Linked DNA regions of Homo sapiens: all the other regions are linked to region 2. Evidence: chromatin loops called from intact Hi-C (ENCODE). Cell type or tissue: PC-9. All regions are shown on one strand.

Region 1 (5,000 bases), 73 kb before region 2:
CAAGCAGGGATGGAGTTGGGGTAGGGGTGGGAGGGCAGGGGCAGGCACAGCCAAGATTGTGGGACTTCCCCAGAGGCCCAGAGAAGCTTGAGCCGGCAGAGGTCTGTCTCCTCTCCTTGGCAGCATTTAGAATTTTTGTCCACAATCTTTCTGCTCTGCAACAGAGGCAGGGTGCCTTCATGCATCTCTGAATACTTAGTGTCCAGCACAGGGCATGACCAAGGGTATACGTCCAAGAAATGGGAGGTGCAGCCCACCCCCATGAGTCCTTCAGGTCTGACTCAGGAACCTCCTTGAGAAGTCTTTCTTCCCTGACATTCTCTAGCTGTATCCATGCTCCTCACCGTGGGACCCCGCAGCCTTGGTGCTCTTGGTATTGTCATTATCCGGACACCAGCCAGAAGCTGTTGGTTTTGTTTGTTTGTTTGTTTTAAGGAATGGAATATTTTAAGTGTAGATATTTTGAGCTTTTTATGAGCCAAAAGCTTTTTACAGCTTTGCAAACTAGAAATTAAAAAGCCACTGAAGCATCCTACATGTTATAATTTCTAAGAAGGTGAATATTTGTTCACTACAACCCACATAAACAAAAAGCTCTTTGAATTCTCCCTCTTTTTGTTTTTTAAGAGTAAAGCATTCTTGAGACCAAAAAGTGAGAAAACCACTGTGAATTATCCTTAGCTGTGATAGGTCTATTTCTTGCTATGACCTCGTAAGGAACCAGTTACAGACTTCCAAGTACTGTACCATGTAAGTCCCTGGCTGGGCCTAAATTTTTGGCCTTCCTAGCTCAGGAAGGTAGCTTTTGGTGACCTGAAGGATTTTCACCAAAGTTAGCTTTTTAAATTTCTTGGCTCTGTATCTATTTTTCTTGTTATTTTCTCTTTTTTCCCCTCCTCTATTCTTTTTTTATTTTTCTCTTTATTCTTTCTTTTTTCATTTTCCTTTATTCTTTTCCTTTTCTTTTTTCTTTTTCTTTATTCTCTCTCTCTCTCTCGACAGAATCTTGCTCTGTCACCCAGGCTGGAGTGCAGTGGCACCATCATGGCTCACTACAGCCTCAACCTCCTGGGCTCAAAGGGATCCTCCTGCCTCAGCCTCCCAAGTAGCTGAGGCTACAGGCATGCACCACCACACCTGGCTATTTTTTTTTTTGCAGAGACAGGATCTCACTATGTTGCCCAGGCTGGTCTTGAATTCCTAGACTCAAGTAATCCTTCTGCTTCAGGCTCCCAAAGTACTGGGATTACAGGTATAAGCCACCATTCCTGGCCTCATTTTTAATTTTTTTTTCTTTTTCTTAATTCCTTTTTGTTTTTCTCATTGTTTTCTTTTTCATTTCTTTCCACATTCTTCTTTATTTAATCAGTATTATTAGTTAATATTGGTAATTAGTATTGTTAGCAGTAAGTCCAAAAGACTGGTAGGCCCTTTATAGCATCTCTGCCAAGGAGGAGACTCATATTGGCAGCTACATGCTCCTCAAGACCATTGCCAAGGGAACCTTTGCCAAGGTGAAGTTGGCCTGGTACATCCCGACTGGCACACAGGTGGCTGCAAAGGTCATTTACAAGTGTGGAACTCCAGCCTCCAGAGACTATCTCATGAAGACATCATGAAGGTATTGTATCATTCCAACATTGTGAAATTATTTGAGTTGATCGAGACCAAGGAAGCACTTTACCTAGTCGTGGAGCAGGCTAGTGAGAGAGAGGTATTTGAGTACCTAGTGGCTCATGGCAGCCTGAAGAAGAAGAAAACCTGAAGCAATTTCCACCAGATAGTGTGGGCTGTGCTATGTGATAGTATTGCTGCCAGAAGTGTAGTATTGCCCATAGGGACCTGAAGGCAGAATAGTTGCTTTTGGATGCTGACGTGAACATCGAGACTGCAGGCTTGGGCTTCTTTGGCAACAAGCTGGGTACCTTCTGTGGTAGTGCCCCTCATGCCACCCAGAACTCTTCCAGGGCCAAAGTAAGGTGGCCCCAGGGTAGAGGTGTACAGCCTGGAGGCTTCCTGTATATCTAGTGATCACATCCCAGCCCTTTGATGGACAGAACCCTAAGGAGCTGCGGGAGTAGTGAGAGCTGAGAGGAACATTTGGTATTTGTTTCTACCTGTCCATGGAGTGCGAAAACCTGTTCAAGTGAATCCTCATGCTCAATCCAGCAAGAGAGGCCCTCCTATGGGGAGAAACTAAAGCTTTGCGTTGAGTCATTCTCTGACTACAAAGACCTGGGCAGGCAGAACTGATGGTGTCCATGGGTCGTACATGGGAAGGGATCCAGGACTAGTTGCAGGACAATGAAGTGTTGGCCACCTATCTTCTCCCAGGCTACAAGAGATCCAAGCTGGAGGCTTGGATCATACCCCTGAAACTAATGCCTGCAACTGATCCCGCTACCAAGCTGCCCTCCTTCCCCATCCACAAGGTACAGTGTATCATCCCTGCCAACCCAAAACAGCAGAGATGCAGTGAGCCTGCCATTCCTACCTTTACTTCATACTCTGAGAATAGTCGAAGGAACAACACAGAAATCAGAGGCCTGAGGAGGACCTGGAGTCAGGGCAGAAGCCAGCAGCACAGCTAACGTGCCTGCTAGTCCCCTACCTGGCCTGGAGAGAGGACCACTCCCCCTGCACAGCCCCCCAGTGAGGCCCTGTGGCCTCCCCCTTCACCCACACCCCAGCAACAGTGGTGGAGCCCCAGGTGGAACCAACTTCCCCCAGGGCGTCTCCTATAGAGAAAACTAAGTGCACACTGGGCACCTTGGACAGGTGCAGGATCAGTAGAATTTGCCCAAGGTATGACCCAGCCTTTCCCTATGGAAACAGCCAGTGCTGGCAGGGGACCACGGGGAGGTTCTTCAACTTCCTCTGCAGGCACCTGTGTTTCAGGTTAGCCAGAAAGAACCAGCCTGAGGCTGAAAGCAGAGTGCAGATAGCGAAACCTCAGGTGGTGGACAGCAGGGCAAGGTTGAGCACAGGAAAGAATGTGGGAGGTCAAGCTAGCTCCTGGCACTTGCCATGAGGCAAGGAAGTCCTGAGCTCCAGGGAGCCCAAGGAGATGGGGCAGGAAATGGGCCATGCTGGAGGCAAACAGCTGTGGGTAGGAGTGAGCAGAAAACACACACTGCTGTGCATGGCCCGCCTGGCTGAGAGGATCTCATGCAGTGGAGGACGCAGGTGTGCAAGCTGCCAGGCTTCGCTCAGTGGGATCAGATCAGGAGAAAATCCCATACCTCCCTGGCCTTCAAAAGCATTGTCCTTAAGATAAGTGCTGACTTGAAAGGTTGGCCAGGGGCCACCTGGGGAATAAGGAGGGCAGCCCATCTGCCCCAGCTGGGGAAACTGCAGAGACTGGACTGCTTCTCCAGGGGCTCTTCTTCCTTCCTGTGCTCCTCTCTGTCTTGTCTTCTGTGTTTATTAGGAAGAGGAGATGGTTCTATAGAAATAAACAAACACGATCAACACACACACAAATATATATGCCAATTTACTATATTTAAATACAATAGTTAAAAAAACCCTGCTCTATGACTGCAGCTGTCACAAGACAATCATCTACAACTTTCCGAAGGGTGGGCCCTGAACCCTTCAAAACACTCTTGTGACCCACCTGAAAAATGATAAGAAAAACAATATCCTCAATGGAAACCAAAGCCTGAAAGAGCATCCCGAGAGTGGGACAACTGTCAGTGGCTGTAAAGAGGCTTCCCTGGAGCTATGACAATGGCTCTTGCTGCTGGGAAACAAGGCCTGAGGGCCACACCTGTGTGATGAATACCGCTCTGAGACAGCCACCCCACTATGTATAATCCTAAAACAATCTCAGTGTATCCTCTCTCGTGTCCTGTGGGTGGCTGGGCTCAGCTAGGTGGTTGCTCTGCTCCTTGTGGTCTCTGCTGGGCTCACTCCAGGAGGGTACATCAGGCTGGGGACTGGGCTGGGTTGCAAGGTCCCAGATGATTCTCTCACACTCTGAGGCCCTGGTGCTGATTGAGGGCTGGGGTGCCTCAGTTTTTCTTCCTGTGGCCTCTCAGTTCACAAAAGGAGAGTCAATACTTCCCTATAGCATGGCAGCTGAGTTCCGGGAGGTAATATTCCAGGAGAAATGAACGACTGCTTATCAACCCTTTGCTTGCCTCACTCTCACAAATCACATGACTAAGCCTGGAGTGAATGTAGGGAGGGATCACACAGGGAGGAGAGTGCAGGGAGGCTGGACCCCCTGGGCAACTGTGTATAGTCTATCACACACTGTTATGCAGCAAGGCACTGGACTCCTTTAGAGAAGTGGATGAAAATGCTCCTGGTGGTGGGATTCCTGGCTGAGTGTCTGTACACAGGCACAGAAGAGAAAGCAGAATTCATGTTATGTATAGAAGATGAAGGTTTGTTCATTGCCCCTCTCCATGGTGTCTGTCCATGGTGTCTGTCTGGCCATCCTCTGCCACAACTCCCAGTGAGGCAGGATCTGATGTAGAATGTGCAAGTGGGCTGCCAATGCCTGGAGTTTCCTGAGTTTGGGAACACAGGGAGCCTACTCTGATAAAGAGGGACAAATCCACTGTTAAGGTCACACTAAAGGAGACGTTGCCTTGTCACACTGATATAATTCAGGACAGCATCCAGCTTGGCCACTGCACACAAGTTGGTGCCAAGTCAATAGCCTGACTGAAGCTCATTGATTGGGGAATCGGGGCTTGCTTTGCCAGGACTGAGGTCTTGTGTGTTGGGGCAACATTTCCCTATTCAGCTTTCAAATCTCATCTTGACCCTCACTTCCCGGGAAGTCCCCTAGCAGAAATTACTTGTAATTCACATCCATATTCTCTTCCTCTCCCTTATTTCAACAGGCACTAGTCTTACTGATTTCATGTCTGCAGTCCTGCTGCACCATCAGCTCCGGGAATAGAAGAGTCAGGAGTGTGCTCCTCACTGTAACTCCAGTGCCTAGCACTATGGGCGGTAAAATTGAAAACACAAATGCTCTCCCT
Region 2 (5,000 bases):
AAAATGGGGTTACTAATATGAACTGCCTAACTGAATTGTGAAGATTTAATGAGACAATGCTTTTAATTCACTCGGCACAATAAATGCTGGAAAGAATGTTAGCAGTTAATAGTATTGTTGTTTTATTCCTCAAAAGAGGATGGATTATCTCTCAAATCACTGAGGTAAAGATGGAATTTTTAAGAAATAATGCTGGGATGAGTGGACCTCCATTTGGCGAAAGCAGCACAGAGGACAGTGTGCAGCATCCGGTGAGTCAGGGGGCGGTACAGCAGGAAGCAGGGGAGAGCGGACATGTCAGGAAAGGAACATCCCTGTCACCGGAAAGGAGTCCCGATCCAGACCCAAGAGAGGGCTTTTTTTTTTTTTTTTTTTGAGACAGAGTCTCTCTCTGTCGCCCAGGCTGGAGTGCTAGAACGCAGTGGCTCGATCTCAGCTCACTGCAAGCTCCGCCTCCCGGGTTCACGCCATTCTCCTGCCTCAGCCTCCCGAGTAGCTGGGATTACAGGCGCCCGCCACCACGCCTGGCTAATTTTTTGTATTTTTTAGTAGAGACAGGGTTTCACTGTGTTAGCCAGGATGGTCTCGATCTTCTGACCTCGTGATCCTCCCACCTCGGCCTCCCCAGAGTGCTGGGATTACAGGCATGAGCCACCGCACCCAGTCAAGAGAGGGATCTTGGATCTCGCACAACAAAGAACTTGAGGCAAGTCCATAAAGTGAAAGCAAGTTTATTAAGTAAAGGAATAAAAGAATGGCTACTCCATAGACAGAGCAGCCCTAAGGGCTGCTGGTTGCCCATTTTTATGGTTATTTCTTGATGATATGCTAAACAAGGGGTGGATTATTCATGTCTCCCCTTTTTAGACCATATAGGGTTACTTCCTGACATCGCCATGGCATTTGTAAACTGTCATGGAGCTGGTGGGAGTGTAGCAGTGAGGACGACCAGAGGTCACTCTCATTGCCATCTTGGTTTTGGTGGGTTTTAGCCAGCTTCTTTACTGCAACCTGTTTTATCAGCAAGGTCTTTATGACCTGGACCTTGTGCCGACCTCCTGTCTCACCCTGTGACTTAGAATGCCTTAACTGTCTGGGAAGGCAGCCCAGTAGGTCTTAGCCTTATTTTACCTAGTCCTTATTCAAGATGGAGTTGCTCTAATTCAAACGCCTCTGACACCCCAGCCACTTCAGCAGCCCTGGATGTCTCCTATCAGATTCTCCTGTGGCACCAAGCAGCCTTCGGTGCCAGGGGCAGAGCATCCCAGAGGCTCAGCTGGGTCCACTGCTGGAGGCAGGGGACACTGGAAATCCCAGCACCACTGGCCTGGCACCCACTGCCTAACAGACAAAGTTGGCTGTCAAACTCAGCTCTATTTCTAAATACAAATACTCCTCAGTTTATGACGGGGTTACATCCCAATAAATGCACCATGAGTTATAAAAATGATGAGTCAAAAATACATTTAATCCATCTAACCTACCGAACATCATGGCTTAGCCTAGTTTACCTTAAACGTTCTCAGAAAACATTTGCCTACAGTTCGGCAAAATTATCTAACACAAAGCCCTTTTTATAATAAAGCAATTTTTTCCTTTTTTTCTTTTTTTAGATGGAGTCTCACTCTGTTGCCCAGGCTGGAGTGCAGTGGCGCAATCTCAGCTCACTTCAACCTCCTCCTCCTGAGTTCAAGCAATTCTCCTCCTTCAGCCTCCTGAGTAGCTGGGATTACAGTCATGTGCCACCACGCCCAGCTAATTTTGTATTTTTAGTAGAGATGAAGTTTCACCATATGGCCAGGCTGGTCTCAAACTCCTGACCTCAAGTGATCTACCTGCCTCTGCCTTCCGAAGTGCTGGGATTACAGGCGTGAGCCACTGTGCTTGGCCTTTAATAAAATATTGAATAGCTTATGTAACTTCAACGCTGTACCGAAAGTGAAAAACAGAATGGTTGTATGGATACTCGAAGTATGATTTCTACTGAGCATGTACTGCTTTTGCACCATCATAAAGCTGAAAAATCATCTGTGGAAACATTGTAAGTCAAGGGCTGTCCCTACTGCACAATCCGCTCAGAGACCTGGGAGGGTGAGGCCGGCCAGATACAGCTTTTAAGCCACTGGTTTTCAGCATGCAGGAAACTGTTCCTTGGCACAAATTGCTGAGGAACTGATAACCATCTGTTGCCAAGGTAACCATTCTTCCAAGAAGGTCAAACAGAGAAACAACTCAGATAGTCAATAGTGATGTAATTTTGAACCCACCGGCTATCTGGCATCAAGTCAAAAAGCACAGCCAAAAGCCCGTACACATTTTTTTCTTTGCTTGCAACTTTCTTAAGAGTTCAGACATGGGAACCTTGTCCGCACCCCCGGCCTTTATAGCCAGAGGGAGCGGCAGTATTTGTCACTGTGCCTGGGAAAAAGAGGCCCTTTGTGGAGCAACTTGAGAAGGCTCCTGTGCCAGTCTCCCTCTCCCAGCCCTTGTCAATGCTGCTGCCGAGGCGAGCCCAGAGAACAGCCCGTCAACTCTTTTCAGGGCTGGGAAAGTCAGGCTTTCTGTCGCCTTGGCTGGGCTGAGGGACTTGGATCCCTGGTCTTCAGCCCAGGATTTGCAAAGAGGGATGGGAAACGTCAGACCTTTCACTGGTTGAGAACTGGGGACTTTCAGAACTGAAGAAAACCTTGACACTCTTTGGGTGCAGTCACCCTGCTCCCCCATTGATGAGAAATGGAACCTGGTGAAAGTCACACAGCTCTGGGTCCAGCAGTCTTGCTGCCAGAGGCAGAAGGTCTGAGAGAATCAAGCCTCAGGCCTGGCATCTCTATTTGCTGGACAACCCACGGCAGCATCCCCGCCTCTGTCACATGGCTCTGCTGGGTAGCACTGCCATGCCTGCTTCTGTTATCTCTCACGCTCTTCATTCCACACCTCCATCAGCTGCCTGGGAGTCTATCTGCAACACCACTAGCAGCCCAGACCTTCCCAGCCTGTCCAGTGGGGATCGGATTCCTGGAAGAGCAATGACAAACTCTTCAGGATATGACTTAAGACCTGATTGTGGAAAGAGGACAGGCTTTGAAATCAGCTAGACAAGTGCTCAAAATCTGAATCTGCAGTGGCTCATGCCTGTAATCTCAGCACTTTGGGAGGCTGAGGTGGGAGGATTGCTTGAGTCCAGGAGTTCAAGATCAGCCAGGCAACATAGTGAGAACCCCGTCTCTACCAAAGAAAAAAAAAAGAAAAGGAGCTGGGCATGGTGGTGCACACCTATGGTCCTAGCTATGTGGGAGGCTGAGTGGGGGTGGATTGCTTGAACCTAGAGGTCAAGGCTACAGTGAGCTGTGATTGGATCACTGCACTCCAGCCTGGGCAACAGAGAGAGAAAGAGAGAGAGAGAGAGAGAGAGACCCTGTCTCAAAAAAAAAAAAAAAAATCGGAATCTGTCATTTTCTTGTACTTTATACTGGTCACGTTACTTAATCTTCTGAGCTTTAATGGCCTCATTAGTAAAATGGAGATAATAATCCATACCACGGAAGGATTTAGGGATTCAATGAGAGTCTACAGAGTGCACACGGTGTTGGGTTTGGCACAGGGCGGTGCCCAGTAAGTGGCAGCTCTTCCATCTGGGATCCTCTATTTCCCCAGGCCTGTGTCTGTGGCTGCTGCAGGGCCCTTCACTTATGCCATTTGCTGTCTGCTTTACCTGGAGGTCATGGGTGTAACTTTTTCTCATTCCAAGTAAGTGCAGCTCCTCAAATGTTTCTTGAACACCAACAACGGGGTCCATGTTGAGTGCTGAGGATACAGGAGCCACTCTGCTGCAGTTTTGCCCCTCGGGCACTCAAGGCCAAATGAGAGAGAGGAGCAGTAAGTCAATCCCAGAGCAGTCACTTCACAGGATAGGACAGGTGACAGCGAGCTACAAACATCTGCCTGGGGGAGTCAGGTGAGGGCTTAGGGGGCTTCACGATTTGAGCATTGCCTAAACTGTCTCATTCCAACAGGAACCTGGGTCCTATTCCCATCCTAGGAATCTGGGGGCCTGGGTCCAGAGCAAAAGCATGGAGCCCAAGACACACAGACAGTGTCTGCGGGGAAGCCTGGATCAAGAACTCAGCGACTGTCAACTCTGGGCCAAGTCCCAAGAAATTCCCAAGAGCCCAAGGCAGGCATTCGGTGCACTTGATTTATTGAAGGGGTCCTCTCAAGCCCAGGGGAGTGAGGGAGGAAGGAGAAGGCAGGGGATGCAGTCTCAGCTGGAGCCGAGCTTCAGCCTTCCTACAGAGCTCCAGAGCAGGAACCGCAGCACCGTGTCGGCTTTACCAGAAGACAAAGGGGCCAGGCTTTTGTACCCTGTGCCAGTCAGTCATTAGCTCTGGGTTTTGGAGAAGGTGGTGGGTGTGCCTGGGTGAGCCAATTCCTGCTGGGCTGATGACAATTCTGTAGGGGAGGGCAACCCTGAGCGCCCTGAGCCCACACTCCTAGCTCCCAGAGGGTGGGTGCCCCGGCCCAGCACACTGTCCGGGTGGAGGTTTACCCCAAGGATAGTAGGCAGAGGCAGAACTTGGCGGGAACAGCCACATGGAAACTAGACATAGAAGGCTTGTTTTGTTCTTGTTGTTGTTATTTGAGACAGAGTCTCGCCCTGGCACCCAGGCTGGAGTGCAGTGGTACCATTTCGGCTCACTGCAACCTTTGCCTCTCGGGTTCAAGCGATTCTTGTGCCTCAGCCTCCCGAGTAGCTGGGATTACAGGCATTCGCCACAAGCCTGGCTAATTTTAGTATTTCTGGTAGAGACAGGGTTTTACTATGTTGGCCAGGCTGGTCTCAAACTCCTGGCTTCAAGCGATTCACCTGCCTCGGCCTCCCAAAGTGCTGGGATTACAGGTGCAAACCACTGCGCCCGGCCAGGATATAGAAGGTTTTAGAATTGCATTCTCATCTTGAATTGTCCAGCTTCCAAAACTGTGACAATTTAATTGTTGTTTAA
Region 3 (5,000 bases), 91 kb before region 2:
GTCTCACAAGTCCTGAGGCATCTTCCTTTTTACTGTCTCTCATCTCCACCTTCTCTACTTGGTCTCCATTGGCCAGAACTATTGCTAAAAGCCTGAGGTCTCCTCCCATTCAGTGCCTTGTCACAGCAGCCAAAGGTCTGCAGGTCTTTCTAAAAGGCAGATCTGCGGCAGTTCCTCAGATACCCCTTAACTCTCGGGACCCTGTTCAAACTTCCTGGCTTAAAACACAAGGTTTCTGCTGATGCAGCCCCAAGATGCTTCTGCAGCCCCGTGTCGGGCCCCCCATCACCTCCATGCTTTGTGAACTGGGCTGGTTTTCCTCTCCTTGCCTTTGCACATGCTGTTCCTTCTGCCTGGCGCGCCACCCTCACTTCCTGTACCCTCCCTTCCTACTCTGCATCCAGGAAGCTCTGATTTAGCCTTCAAATTCTAGCTGATGGAACCTGCTTCAAGCAGCCTCCCCAGACCCCCAGGCATATGTATCTATATAAACCCTCTCTCTATATATAAGCAATATATATATTGCTCCCCTAACTCCTTGGGCAGACTTCAGCAGTACAATCCTGCACCACAGCCAGTTATTTGCTTGTCTGTCTCCATCATTAGTCCAAGTTCTCTGCATGCCTAGGCCTGGCACACAATAGAGACTCTGTATATGTTTCCTGGGTGAATAAATCTCCGGAAACATGGAACAGTGGCCCAACTCTGCAATAATGCTCCAAATGTACATGGCACTTTTGCCAGCTAATGAACTCACTGTTTATTAGTAGCAAGAATGTTCCAGAGTGTGTCATGGCAGGAGCACCTGAACACTGGGACAGAGGAGAGAGCTACCTGTCAGGGGTCCCAGTGGCTCCAGTGGGACTGGCTAAACTGCCTCCAATATTTATACTCTCTGTTTTTGTGGGTGTATGTACATATATGTAAATATATTAAAATATGTCCATGTATTTATATGCATTTACAAATAAATATGTTCTACACACCTGTATCTCTATGTGATTGCAGGTCTTGGAGGCATCCTTGGGGTTTGGCTGGCTGGCTACTCTCTGCTGGCCTCATAGACTCCTATACTTGGTTGAGCCTTCTGCCTTCAGGCAGGTGAAGGGATCGACCATCCAAAAGGATAATGTGGTCACTTTTTCCCAAAGTCTATAGAACTGAAGTCTTTACTCAGATGTATGTTTCTAATATGTAGGGCCATGCCTCAAAATTTCTTCTTGTTAATTTAACTCCACTTTCCTCTGTAGTCATAGAAGACCCCTGATCAATATTTTCATGGAAAAATTCTGATACGTTGGAGACAGTAATTACATATATCACATTAGCCATTTTTAACCTTTCCCCCCAAATTGCCTTTGTGATTTAGAATAATGATTTAATTTGACATCTACTGAGTGTGTAGTTCATTCATTCATTTAGAGACTCCACTGATCATTCAGCAAATGCTCACTGGGTGTCTACTCAGTAGGGGTGATACGTGATGTACAAGTAAACAAATCAATAAAACGTTTGAATAATGATAAATGCTGTGAAAAAAATAAAATGTGCCCATGTGACAGAGTGCAGGGACAAGGGGGTTATTGCAAATACGATGGGCGGGAGCACATCTTGGCAGAGGTGACATTAGAAATGAAACCTGATGCTAAAATGAGCCAGCCTCAGGTGCCCTTGCCGAGCGCCCTGTCCCCCACCCTCCCCTGCACATGCTCCACTGACTGCGGCTGTTTATTTGTGCATTTGTCTATTTGTCTCCATGTCACCCAAGACCTGGCTCCCGGGGCCCGGCCCAGATGTGGCCCACCCTCATATCCACGTGCAGTGTTTGGTAAATGGGTGGAGTTCAATACATGTTTGTAGCGCTGTTGAACAACAATGACTCAACCACAAAGTAGATAGTGGCCAGTCATATGATGGAAGGTCACAGTGCTATGATGAAGAAATGAATTTCTGGAACCAGCTGAAAACTATATTTGAACTGTTGGGTTACCAATTAATAATTCTCAGGAAAGAAAAATAAACATATACTGTCAGGAAGGATTTAGAGGACATTACGGGGGGTGGGGAGTCGTAATGATTTGGAACACTGCTAAAAATAACATTTTAATGTCTTCGCTGCTAATTCCATCATCCTTGTTCCAGAAGCTGTGGCTGTCCACAGCTAGAAGGGCTTTGTACTCTGAGCACGGTGAGGCTACAAAGCCTTCTATACTTTAAAGTGTGGCCAGAGCTCATCACAGCGCCAGAGTTGGCAGATGAGAAAGCCATGTTTATTGAGCCGGCAAAACTGCCAAGTGTGTGACTCAGCCCGTGGGAACCTGGTGTGCCTGCCGGTGCAGCCAGCGTCCAAAGAACAGGCACACTCCCAAAGGGGTCTGTGAAGGCGGACCATTGGTATATGTTGCCTCTGAGGACCCAGGCATCTAACAAAAATTCCAGAAATATAATTCAGTAATTCTCATCCAAAATCCCATCAGTTGGCTCACCCAGGGAGTTATTTTTGTATCAATAACAAATACCCTTGTGGTAATTCCAGATATCTGAGCCCTAGTGGTGGCTTTCAGAACTGCCATAAAAAACTTTTGGTTAATATTTATCAAGTGCTGATTATGTGTAGATGCTGGGCTAAGTGTATGTTTTATCCTTATCTTTGTTAATTCTCATGGCAAACCTATGAGGCAGGTATTATTATGAACTTCATTTTACAGAAGGGGCAAAATGAGACTCAGTGAGGTTTAAAAATTTGGCCGAAGGGCTCACAGTGTTGGGGGTGGGGGATGCATTTGTCCTCCGATCAGGGAGTGGATATGTTTAGCAAAGTTGCCTGCTGTTGCTAGGATTCATTCTATACTAATCCTATAGGCAAATGTGAAACAACAATGATACACATTTATACAGCGACAATATTAACCTATAGTGCTCATTACTGAAATTGAGGCACTGTTTTGAATCCTTCTTTGGGGGATTCCAGACTTTGTGCTTGAAAAATAAAATCCATTGAGAATACACTGAGTACCCTGTTATGATAATAATAGCATTTAACATTTATTGAACACCTACTGGGGGGCCGAAATGGAATTTGAATCCAGGCAATCTGACACCAAAATACATTTTCTTAATCACTAGGCTAGAGGTCCTCAAAGTTTGGCCTGGCTATTCCCGAGGCCTTTCCAGGGGATCCACAAAGTCAAAACTATTTTCACAATAATATTAAGATATGATTAGCCTGTTTCTCCCCCATTCTCTCATGAGCCTGCAGTGGCGTTTTCCAGAGGCTGGGTGATGTGTGATAGTGTAACAGATGGAATGCAATCTTCTAGAAAGCCAGACATTCAGGAGATTTACAAAAATGTAAAAGTGATGCTTAGTCAATTTTTTAAATTTAGAAAACAAAAAGTGTTGATTTTCATTATTTTTAATAAATTACCAAATAAATATTAAAGAATATGTTTAGTTTTAATTTGTAATGTTGGTAGATGTAATCCAGGAACGTTCTCTAGGGTCCTCAAGTGGTTTTCAGTGGTATAGCAGGCTCTCGAGACCATAAGGTTTGAGAACAGCTGCACTAGGCAGTATTCCCTTCCTGGTGTGGCTGGCTCAGGTGCCCACCCAAAGCCCAGCCTTCTTCTAGAGCTCATGGGCCATGCTGGTGCCTCCATCAGGCCTCACCTCACCCCACCTCAGTGAGGCATCCTCAGGAGAGCTCCTTCTGGGCATCCCAGCTCCATGTGGCAGAAAGGCTGAGAGGGACCTGCTCTTCTGAGTGAGTCACAGATGTCATTTTCCACCAGGGGCTGAGCTCCACCCTCTGTTCTTAAACCTCTGTGTTTCGTACCACAGCTGCCTATTTATAAATCTCATATGATGAGGCCAACAGCTCTCTTCAAGAGCTCTCCGTGGAGGGGGCTGTGTGGAAAGTGGTAAGTTCACTGTCACTGGAGATTTTCACAATGAAAATCTGTGACAAGCAGGGTGAGAGCCTGTTGGGAGTGCTGTGGATGAGATTCTGGAAACAAAAGACTTAGCCACATTTTCTGAGATCCCATCTAAGTGAAAGCCCTGACTATTGACAAAGCCAGGGGACATTATTGCTGATGAAACCAATCAGGCAGTGATACTTTTACACCCAGTGAGTTCTAGGGAGTGGCATTCATGAAGAGGCTTGCACTACATCCAGACCCTGAAGCATCTGCAGGCTACTGCCTTGTCTGCCAAGGCGTTGGAGAAACCATGGCGTGAACACCACCAGAAGTTAAGCCTGAGCCTTTAATAAGCAGATCGGGTGAGTGGACGGAGCATGGAACTCTGAGATGAGGGAAAGTGAATGCTGCTGGGTTCTTTGCATGGCTGTGGCCATTCTAGCTGGGCTGGGTTTCCTTCTCTGTGCTCTAACTCCTCATGACTATTCATGAGGCCCTGTGTTGACATCACTCTTTGCAGCACACACACACACACACACACACAATACAGGTATTTCTACCTGTATTGGCCATTAAGAATTTTGTGATGAGCAAGTGGGACTGAATGGTCCCCAGTGACTTGCCCAGTGGAGTGGCAGAACAAGTGTCCAGCAGAGCCTAAATTCGAGCCATGCTTCCTGGGTTCAGAACTCTTTCCACCACACCACAGCCTGCTCACTGACACCTGAAGAGGCCACCCCCTGTGAACACGAAGGAATGAATGTTCTCTTGGCCTGGCCCAGGCAAGATATCTCCTATGCCCCCCAGCTCTAAGACTCTGGGCACCTCACAGGGACCCAGTAATCCCCTGGCCCTGGAACCTGTGACATTATCCGAAAGCCAGTGCCTGGATAAGAGGAAATAGCAAGGTGCATCCAGATACCTGCAAGCAGGCAAAGAGGAGGGATAGGAGGCAGCGAACTCACATGGTTGAATCCTTTATATTGGCAGGCACTGTACTAGACATTTTATTTTATTTTATTATTTTTTATTATACTTTAAGTTCTAGGGTACATGTACACAACATGTAGGTTTGTTACA
Region 4 (5,000 bases), 170 kb before region 2:
TTCAGATGAAAATAGAGGAGAAGAAATGACAGGAACAAGTGTTAGGAGATGGGGTGGTCAGGGAAGGCTTCCTGGAGAAGCCATTTGAGCAGAGGCCACAAGAACATCACAAGAACAAGTGAGTCATGAGAAAGGAAAAGGTCTACGCGGAGGCAGCAGCAAATGCGCAGGTGGGAAGAAGCTTGATGTTTTCTAGGAGGAGAGGGAAGGCAGGACAGCTGGAGCTGGGAGAGCAAGAGAGTGAGGGAGGAGGTGTCAAAGGCCAGCCAGGCAGGCCACACAGGTCCCAGGGAAGGGCTCAGGTTTATTCTAATAGCCGCAGGATGACAGAAGCAGCCAGGATTTGATTCATGTTTTAAAAAGACAGCTCTGGAAGGTATGCAGGGAACAAGCTGAAGGAGACATCATTATCCTCTTTCATGAAAAAAAATCCTCTCGCTATTTTCAGCTGTCATTCTTTCAGAGGAATCTTAGAACTATTTTGTTGTGTTCCTAAAAATTCCATGGGGATTTCATTGGACTCATATTAAATACCCTTTGCATTGGTTTAGAAGAACTGTCATCTTTATGAAATGTAGTCTTCTCCACCAAGGAATCTGGTTTATTTTTCCTTTTATTCAAATCACTCAAAAAACCCATCAGTAACAAGTTTGAAATTTTCTTTACAAACACTCAACCTGTATTTCTGGGCCCTTATTATCACTTTCCTGCTCTGTTACAACAATTAACTCTTAAAACTGGGGTCCTGCCTTCCCTCCACTTCCCCTACCCACCCACCACCTCATCTCCAGCTGCCTGTCTGCTTTGGAAACCCTCGCTGCCTGCAGGAAGTCCAAACCTGCCTCAACGTCCTCTCCATCCTCCCCCGAGACCTCCTCCACCCTCTAAGGGAGCTTTTCCTCCCTCTGCACTGGCTGGACTCAGTCATCTCCACAGCCAACCAGCACGAGGTGCCTGATATAGTTTGGATGTTTGCCCCCCAACAAATCTCGTGCTGAAATGTGATCCCTAATGTTGGAGGTGGTGTCTATTGGGATATGTGTCTTATATCCCATATACAGAAATGGGATAGTTTCCATATCTGTATTTGGGTCATGCAGGTGGATCTCTCATGAATGGCTTGGTACTCTTCCCACAGTAATGAGTGAGTTCTTGCTCTGGTAGTTCACGCGAGATCTGCCCAGAAACCACATGCAGTCTCCTGATAATTGGCCCTAAACATGTGCAGCCAAACATGTGCAGCCCACATGACTCCTCTGGCCCGCGGTATTCAGTAGTGGCTCTTAATAGCCTCCCATTAAAACCCAGCTACAGGAAAGGATCAGAAATTCACACTAAGTTGACTGGCAAAAACCAGCATCAGCAGAGGAGGGCACATCACACCCCTGCACACCCACGACAGACATCTCTCATCAATAACGGCACACGTGTATATGCCTAGCTCAGGCTTGGCTCTACAATCCTCCTCACAGGGCACCAGGTGGCCCCTACTACAGAAACAGAGCCGGCAATGAGAAAGGAAACCACCTTGCTAGCCTTGACCTATAGAATAACCTACTTTTTTTGTTTTTGTTTTTGCAGAATTAGACACCTGAATCACTAACTGAGTTAGGTTGCTAAGAGACAGTGAGTATAAAATAATGAGTAAACAGCCTTGAAGTTAAACAGACATGGGATCAAAGCTAGTGAGTTACAGCAAGCACTTATGGTATGCTTACCACATGCCCAGTACCATGGCTGGTTTTAACATACATTGCTTAATGTAATCCCACACAACCCCATTGTTATTACCCCCACTTCATAGATGAGAACACTGAGGCACAGAAATGGTTGCACAACTTGTCGAAGGCCAAACACCTGAGGCCTGAGACCAGTCTAGCTCCAGGTCTGCGCTCTACCTCTCCAGGAGAGGTTCCCAAGCTTTAGCGTGCACGGGGATCACCCAGGAGCTTGTTAAACCACAGACTGCTGGACCCCGTTTGAATCCTCATTTCATAGACCATGGGCAGGGCCTGAGAATCTGCATTCCTAACAAGTTCCCAGGTGACGCAGATGCTGCTGTCTGGGAACCACCCTTGAAGCATCACTGCCTCTAATGAGGATATGCTTAGTTGTGTGGAACTCACAGGAATACACAGGAAAAGTACTTAGTACAGTTCCTGTTACAGCATAGAGGACCCACAAGTATTCTTTCTCTTCCCTCTAAACCAAGTGTGTCTCAGGCATCAGCCAACAGAGGGATAGGGGGCCCATCTGCCTTCCTGTTTCTCAAACTCTACCAGACTCCCTGCCTCCAGCATCAGGCACCACTGCTGACCACTCAATTCCAGTGACACAGCACACCCCCAATGCCCAACCACTGAGTATTAAACCACTCTCCACCACACTGTTCCAATGCATCAGCATGGAGACAACTGTCAAAGCCACTGGGCCTGAATTGCATCCACAGCCAAACACTGTGAGGTACACATGCTTAATTCTGCACTTCTAAATGTTAACATCTAAACTGTGCAAATGCTGCTTACTCTTTGTAAAGGGCTGCTGTGAAGCAAATGAGGGAGGGGGAATACAGGATCCAGTTTATTTTTAGCATGAAGTCCTCCTGGTTTGAAAATTTGTCAGTTGAGCAGGCTGCCTGTGCCTCTGGCCCCAGTAAGCCTGCCTACCCCACCCCCATCCAGTCACACAGGAACCAGCATCCCTGCCACCGCAGCCCAGGGTCTCCACTGAACTCAAGTAACCTGGTCCTGTTGGCCCAGGCCCAGGCAGACAGCTCATTTGGGTCACTAGGATTCACACTTCAAAAGGAGGAACACGCTGATGAGATAAAAATAAAAACTGCTGAGTACAGAGGAGGCACCGTTCCTGGAGGGCCGCAGGCTTCAGACTGGCACTGTCTCTGTTCTGCCCTAGTGGTGGCCAATGGCCTGTGTGAACAAAGGCAAGAGACTGGCTCCCTGTCTAGGTTAAAAAAAAAAAAAAAAAAAAAAACTCCTGCACTGAGATTCCAGACAAGCAGCCAGTTCACCTGGGGTTCAAAATCTCCAGGAAATGGTGACTCTTCTTCTAAGACTCGAGGATTACTAAAGTAGAAACACTTTATAAACAGACTTCAAGCACACATCCTTACTGAACTTTAGCATGATGACACAGCAGAATTGTATTCAAAATATTCTGCAGATTTCAAAACCAAAAATGGTAGCTGCACGCAGGAAAGGACCCTGGAATTGAGGTCACCTGATCGAGCAGGTTCTAGGGCTGGAACCCTTCCCACGCTTATCCCCGTCCTAAAGACCTTGCATAAAGAACCACCTTTTCAAGATGAATTGTTGCTTGAGGACTGACCAGCTCAAACTCCTGGGTTCCAGCCCCATCTCCTGTGAACACGTGGTAGGATTTCAAGTAGGTGGCCTAACCTGTCTGGGGTCTAAAATGGACATACCAGGGTCAGAAGTTCTGCCCCAAATGGACTATGTTCAGAACGTGCAGTGCTCCTTCCACCCTCACTTATCTGCCCAGCACAGAGCTCCTCATTCTGTATTTTTCTAATCAAATATCCCTCCTTTGAAGAACATCCCCTGATATCATGGGCAGATTAAAGGTTTCTCATGTGTTGCCGAGCTGCACTCATATTCCCACTACCATTCGAACCACGCTGACATCATGATTTGTTTTCCTCTTCCACTAGAATCCAAACTCTAGGAATGCAGGAGTTGTATGCAAATTAGGGCCTAGCACCTGGCAGACCCTCAATAAATTTTTGCCAAAAGAATGATATCTGCCTGCCTCCCTCATAGAGTTTTTTTTGTTGTTGTTTTTGTTTTTGTTTTTGAGACAGAGTCTCACTCTGTTGCCCAGGCTGGAGTACAGTGGCACGATCTCAGCTCACTGCAACCTCCACTTCCCAGGTTCAAGCAATTCTTCTGCCTCAGCCTCCCGAATAGCTGGGATTACAGGTGCACGCCACCACACCTGGCTAATGTTTATATTTTTGGTAGAGACGGTGTTTCACCATGTTGGCCTGGCTGGTCTCAAACTGCTGGCCTCAGCTGATTCGACTGCCTCAGCCTCCCAAAGTGCTGGGATTATAGGCATGAGCCACTGTGCTCAGCCTCCTCATAGAGTTTTTAGGTGCACAGGAAAACATACCAAAGTGTCCTGTAACTGGAAGGGCCTGTGAAAATGTAAATAATTCTTATTACCTATAACTTATGAAGGTGTAATGCTTTTGTTTTTAATGGCAGATGAATATTAGGAGGACTCTACATGAGATGCAAGGATTTCATGGGCCCAGACAGCATCCTTGCAGCTTTCCAGCCCCACTCTGTAAGGTGCTGAGTGTATGGCTTCTAGTGCTGGTGTCCAATATGGCAGCCATAAGCCACATGTGGCCACTGGGCACCTGAAATACGGCAGATCTGAGTTGAGATGTTGAAGAGTACACAAAAAGAATGTAAAACATTTCCTTAATAGTTTTCATATTGATTATGTGCATAAGTGTTAATATTTTAGATATACTAGATTAAATAAAAAATATTAAAATGACTGTTGTCTGTTTCTTCTTGCCTTTTTAAAAGAAAATTTAAAATTGCATATGTGGCTCACATTGCACACAGCCCCATGGCTGACAGTCCACTGAGAACTGTTCTCTCTGACCTAGCCCTGGAGCCCAAGGAGATTCGCTCATTTCTTGGGATTATTACGATAAAATCCTATGTCTCGGCTAGTGTTTCTGGTCAGGGATTTAGCCCTGTTATCACTCAATCTTCAATCAAGCCCTTTGAACCAGGAAAGCTTCTGTGGGTGGGGCTGGGGCAGTCTGGCTGGCATGGGGCAGTGGCCTACATGTCATCTGGGGCCTGAATGCACACAGGGCCGGTGTGTGAATGGAAGACACAGCGCCCTCAATTCCGCCTGTCCTGCAGCCTGAGCTCATTGTACTTGGCAGATTCCTGTCCTTATTTAGGTCAGTGCCCCCATTACCCCAGAGTCTGAGAGAG
Region 5 (5,000 bases), 51 kb after region 2:
ACAGCCTCATGGCATTTCTTGTAGGTTTCATGGCATCTGGAGAGACCCTCTGGGGCTTCTGCCCACCATTTTTGCCTGGCTGTTACCTCTGTGGGCCATGTCTGCAGAGAACTGTGCTTGTCATCCTCCCAGCCTCGGAACACTATCATCACTGACAGGGCACGTGACCCCTCTTCTGGCTTTTTTTTTTTGCTTAAGATTCCTTTTGCTCCCATACCCATCTCCTCACCAGTATGTTTGAGATGTATCCCTGGATGTGTACCTGGCTGTCTGGTGTCACTGTGTGTATATTTTATATTTGCATTTTACTCGGCTTTAGTCCTGGCTCATTCTACTTCTTACTTGCTGCTGCTGCTGCTGCTGTGTGTGTGTGTGTGTGTGTGTGTGTGTGTGTGTGTGTGTATAGTTTGTGACTCCTCAGGCCTCTGCCCATTTTATGTCAAGAACATCAAAACCACATATGAAAATCACTTGAGCAGTTTTGTCTGGCACTGACTTGCTGAGATCCCAAGACCTAGGGCAGTGTTATCCATGTTCTTCCCAAGGGGCCAGTCATGTCAAATGTGTTGTCCTCTGGTTTATTTTGAACGGATTCCTTCTCCTACCCACTAAGACTGGCACGTATTTAAAATCAGGCACATGAGGACTCCCCCTATGGATACCACAAGAACCTTGGGTGGGGGCTGAGGTTACACAGCCCTGAAAAGGTCCTCCAGTGGTCCAGATCCGGGGTCCCAGGTCAGGGCAGCTCCCCACATCTGGCAGGAAAGTTGCACGCCACCTGGGCAGCTCTGCAGCCTCAGCCACAGCACTCACTCCTGAGCCTCCCCTCTGCATCTGGCGGGGCAGTGCCAAGGAGAAGGGCTCCAGGCCACCCCCGCCCTCCCCACTGGGCCTGCGCAGGCCCCACAGTATGCAACAGCTGACCTCTCCTCAGAGGCCATGCCGAAGGGAAGGCTGGCTCTCTCCAGTCCTCAGGAGACAGATGACAGCCTCAGGCCACCACCCCTTTTCGAGTCTCCACAACACAAGGCATCCGTTCTGCCTCTTTTTGCCATGACAGGGCATCAGCCTTAAAACCACAAGGCCATCTTCATTCCTACTTTTGGCTATAAGTGGGGCTGGAACAGGGGTCAAGACCTTGAACAGGAAAGTCTGGCTCTTTTCCTGGAAGAAGGAAAATACCTTTCATTTTTCCCTAATAAACCACAAACCCACTCTTCTGCCCCCACCCAACAAGGATTACCAGAAGCACTTAAACAAAGACCCCTGAACTAAACAACCAAAATTTCACAGTCGCTCACCCAGCAACCTGCCACACTAACATTTACTGAGCTTATACTGCATCCTACATGCTCTGCTAGGCGCTTGGTAGATATAATCTCATTTTATCTTCACCACAATGCCATGAGGTAGAGACAATCATCCGTGTTCTCCAAATAAGAAATTTGACTCTTAAAAAAACAAGTTAGGGAACTTTCTCAGGATCGAGTGAGAACTGGCACCTACCTGATGCACATGGTTGAGATTCATATAAATTATCTGGGCGGAATAGACTTTTAGAACCTGATGCCCTATTAGAAAGTCGCATCTACCTGCAAAGTCTTCCTCTCAGTAAGCAAGTATGGCCTCACTGGATTATTCCAGCATGCATTGCCTGCCCCTCCCAGGGGATGTGCTCAAAACCTGGCTCTAGGAATTCATCCTGTGGTTGTCTTGTCCTGTGCTGGCCTCACTGCCTTCCTCAGACTGCACAGACCCAAGCTCTTTCAGAAAATGTTGTCAGGTTGGCCACGCAGAAATTCATATCCTTCTTCTCCCTCCTCTCACTTTGAGAGATTGTTGCTTTTTAGCGATAGAAACTTCTAGTAAAGGGAAGGCCCTAGCAGTGGACATTCAGCAGTGGATAGCCACAGACTGTCCCCCACCCCTGCACTTGAGAGGCTCCCAGGTGCTGCTGAGGTCTCCTGCAGGCCAGGTTTGATGACTTTGACTCTCTGCGGGTCTCACTTCTTTTGAGGACAAACTAGCTAGTGACTGTTCCGGGCCATCTGTGGCCATGGAAGCCAGAGCATCACGCATCTGCTGCATCTTTCCATCTACGGAAAATTAATTCCAAAAAACAGACTTTTTTTTTTTTAAGACCGAGTCTCACTCTATCACCCAGGCTGGAATGCAGTGGCACAATCCTGGCTCACTGCAACCTCCGCCTCCTGGGTTCAAGAGATTCTCGTGCCTCAACCTCCTGGGTAGCTGGGATTACAGGTGCGTGCCACCACGCCAGGCTAATTTTTGTATTTTTAGTAGAGACAGGGTTTCACCATGTTGGCAAGGCTGGTCTCAAACTCCTGACCTCAGTGATCCTCTCGCCTTGGCCTCCCAAAGTGCTGGGATTACAGGCCTGAGCCACCGTGCCCAGCCTGAAAAAAAAAAAACGGACTCTTTATGAATCCATTTGTAAAGGCATAACGTTGGTACATTTCTTTGCCACAGGGATGCCAATGACTAGGCCAGCCACCTTGAACATGGGAAAAGTGTTTCACATCAATGGCACGAGAGATCTTTGAGCAGTAGGTGGGGAAGACACCATTTCAATCTGATAAGTAGAGAAACTGTGGCAAAGAGAGGAGGGAAAACTTGCTTTTCTCATCAGAGCTGGAGAGCAGAACCTGGTCTCACGATTTTTTCCCCAGATGAGGTTTGTCCACCTGGTACTGCAAAGACCTGCACCAAGTTCATGACCCTCAAAACGTCTTTTACTTCTTAAAATCCAAAAACGTTGATCTAGCCCCAGGAGTTTACTGCCTCTGCAGCTGCTGAAGCCAGGGCTCCCCTGTGGGAAGGGCCTGATGCTGGGGCTGCACTGCCTCCTGGTGCCCACTGGGAGTTATGTCCCCAGCTCTCCCACCTGATAGGGGAGTCGGGGCCCATACTTGGCTTCTTCTGCCTCATCTTCCTCACATACACACTCCTCTAAATGGACAGAAGGCGACAGGGCACAGGGAGGGGCCTCAAAGGCCTCCACTCACACCCCCATTCCCATAACCAGACCACCTACCAGACAGTGTTGACATATTTTTATTAATTTATTTATATTTTTTGAGAGATAGGGTCTTGCCCAGGCTGGAGTTGAATTGCTGGGCTCAAGCCATCCGCCTGTCCCAGCCTCCTGAGTAGCTGGGACCAACAGGCTGTCCATGTGGTCAAAATAAGCATGGTGAGCCCAGTGTGTGCAGTCACAACCCATGGAGGTCCTTCCATGAGTGTCTGTCAAACCCAAGCCGACACTGCCTTTCTCCAGAGAGGTCCCACATCCATCAAGGACATGATGAGGTCACTGGGGACTCTTAATCCAGTGCTCCACTTCCAATGGCCAGGCTGATGTTCTGAGGACAGGCCTGTATCTTCCCCCTCTGTAGCCATCAGGGAGTTGATGCCGTCTGTGGTCCTTGACCACTATCCAAAATGGGAACCCCTAGGGTGATCTGTCATCCCCTGTGCTTCTCCCTGGCCCAGTCCCACCCCTCCCCAGCATTCCCATCTGTGCCCTGCACTCTGCCCCGCACCCCATCCCACAGTCAGCAAACTCCAGACTGAAGGGCTCTCCCACCTTCTCCTCTCTCCAGCTCTTCTCATGCCCTGGCCTCCCTGTGATGTTCAGGCCCTGGTGAGAGTAAGTGAGAAGCTGGAGAAGGGACTGACCCGCATGCAGGCTGGCCAGGGCCAGAACAACATGTATAGGGGCTGTCAGCCCTGCAAGATGAGCGCCACCACCACCCACCTATCCAATTCAAAAGAAAAACCAGCTTAAACTCTACACAGGTGCAATGAAGGTCAACAAATCCTGGTTTCCCATAAGTGATTTGATGTCTTTTTCTAAAACAGTATCAAACTTCAAGCTTTTTGCCTCCCAAAGCTTTAGCAACCTAAGCGGCATCTGATGTGCCTGTTGGGCAATGCACACATCTGAGGAGGTGGGAGGTGAGGCCAAGCGTGGGGACCTGGGGCCTGGTGCCCTGAGGTGAGGACAGGAGTGGGTGAGGACCAGTGGTGGGAGAGGAGAGTGAGCTTGTGCTTTCAGAGGGACAGGGCACAGGCAGGGGCTGCAGTGAAGCAGGAGAAGTTCCTGGAGATGAGGGGACCACGTTGGCCTGACTCCTGCCCCCACCTGCTAAGGAGGAGAGAGGGGTCTCTGGGAAGCTACCAGAGTCTCCCTCTTGTTGTGCTGACCTGGGCAGGGAACAGACAGGATGGGATTCTAGAATAGTCCCGTCACTCCCTGACTTGGGGAAGCTTGGGACCAGCACCCTAAGGCCCAGACCAGGCCCAGGCCAAAGAAAGCACAGGGAGAAGAATGAGGAAGTTGATGAGTAACCTATGGTGTTCCCAGGGATGTGAGGGGGTGTGAGGGTGCAGCCCCTCCAGGCCCAGGCGCCTGCTGGCTGCTCAGAGGGACGCTGTGCCTCACTGGTCCTGCTGGGTTTGCGATGGGCTCAAATCCTGTGCCTTCCATTTGCATGACTCCAGTTAAGTCATTCAATTGCCCCTGGCCTAAAAGAGGTGAATGGGAGGTAGAGGAGTAAACGCAATGGGTTTTCACTATTTTTTAAATTATGGGAAACAATATATTATATAAAATTTGCCATGTAACCAATGTTTAACTTACAATTCAGTAGCAGGCATGACATCTCCCCAAACAGAAATTCTGTACCTATTAAGCAATAACTTTCTATTTTCCTCTCCCTCCAGCCCCAGGTAAGCCATAACCTACTTTCTGTCCCTGTGAATGTGCCTATTCTAGATATTTCATTGTGAACTCATGCAGTATTTGTCCTTTCGTGTCTGGCTTCTTTCACTTTTAGTTAAGTTTTTCCCAGTTCACCCACCTGGCAGCACGCATCAGACTCACATTTTTTAAGGCTAAAGAGCATTCCATAGCAGGGAATACCACGTTTGGCTTACCATTCAGCCTGTTAACGTTTGTTCGCGGGCCCTGGGGA

The links. Hi-C counts contacts between places; a loop is a spot of excess contacts. Peaks named below come from ENCODE experiments on the same cell type or tissue, not always from the same donor. Only the 100,000 strongest peaks of a DNase experiment are listed, where the experiment ranks them.
Region 1: a loop joins it to region 2, with 5 times the contacts of the local background. A loop is called at or near these places in 16 of 110 quality-filtered maps.
Region 3: a loop joins it to region 2, with 5 times the contacts of the local background. A loop is called at or near these places in 14 of 110 quality-filtered maps.
Region 4: it touches region 2 in a loop (2.8-fold over the local background); 2 of 110 quality-filtered maps call a loop at or near these places.
Region 5: it touches region 2 in a loop (2.9-fold over the local background); 15 of 110 quality-filtered maps call a loop at or near these places.

What each region holds. Positions count from the first base shown.
Region 1 is chr7:36,107,315-36,112,314 of GRCh38, reverse strand. It overlaps the pseudogene MARK2P13. Among named protein-coding and RNA genes, the nearest start is that of EEPD1, 43 kb to the left of the region's middle. In PC-9, no CTCF peak of the experiment used is centred here; DNase peaks (open chromatin) are centred at 2,934 and 3,774; H3K27ac peaks cover 1,746 bases.
Region 2 is chr7:36,034,701-36,039,700 of GRCh38, reverse strand. LOC105375233 (a long non-coding RNA gene) reads right to left here. Exons shown (of 4, transcript NR_187894.1): 4 at 3,448-3,849. Among named protein-coding and RNA genes, the nearest start is that of EEPD1, 120 kb to the left of the region's middle. In PC-9, no CTCF peak of the experiment used is centred here; DNase peaks (open chromatin) are centred at 2,260 and 2,950; H3K4me3 peaks cover 842 bases; H3K27ac peaks cover 2,313 bases.
Region 3 is chr7:36,126,087-36,131,086 of GRCh38, reverse strand. No RefSeq gene overlaps it. Among named protein-coding and RNA genes, the nearest start is that of EEPD1, 25 kb to the left of the region's middle. In PC-9, a CTCF peak has its summit at 2,469; DNase peaks (open chromatin) are centred at 1,806 and 2,296; H3K4me3 peaks cover 1,471 bases; H3K27ac peaks cover 1,771 bases.
Region 4 is chr7:36,205,880-36,210,879 of GRCh38, reverse strand. The region is part of intron 2 of EEPD1 (endonuclease/exonuclease/phosphatase family domain containing 1); the gene reads right to left. Among named protein-coding and RNA genes, the nearest start is that of EEPD1, 55 kb to the right of the region's middle. In PC-9, CTCF peaks have their summits at 2,633 and 2,832; DNase peaks (open chromatin) are centred at 1,649 and 3,079; H3K27ac peaks cover 2,422 bases.
Region 5 is chr7:35,983,220-35,988,219 of GRCh38, reverse strand. All of the region lies in intron 2 of LOC107986734 (a long non-coding RNA gene), which reads left to right. Among named protein-coding and RNA genes, the nearest start is that of EEPD1, 170 kb to the left of the region's middle. RefSeq lists a silencer at 2,895-2,944. In PC-9, a CTCF peak has its summit at 2,865 (motif pointing left); a DNase peak (open chromatin) is centred at 2,839.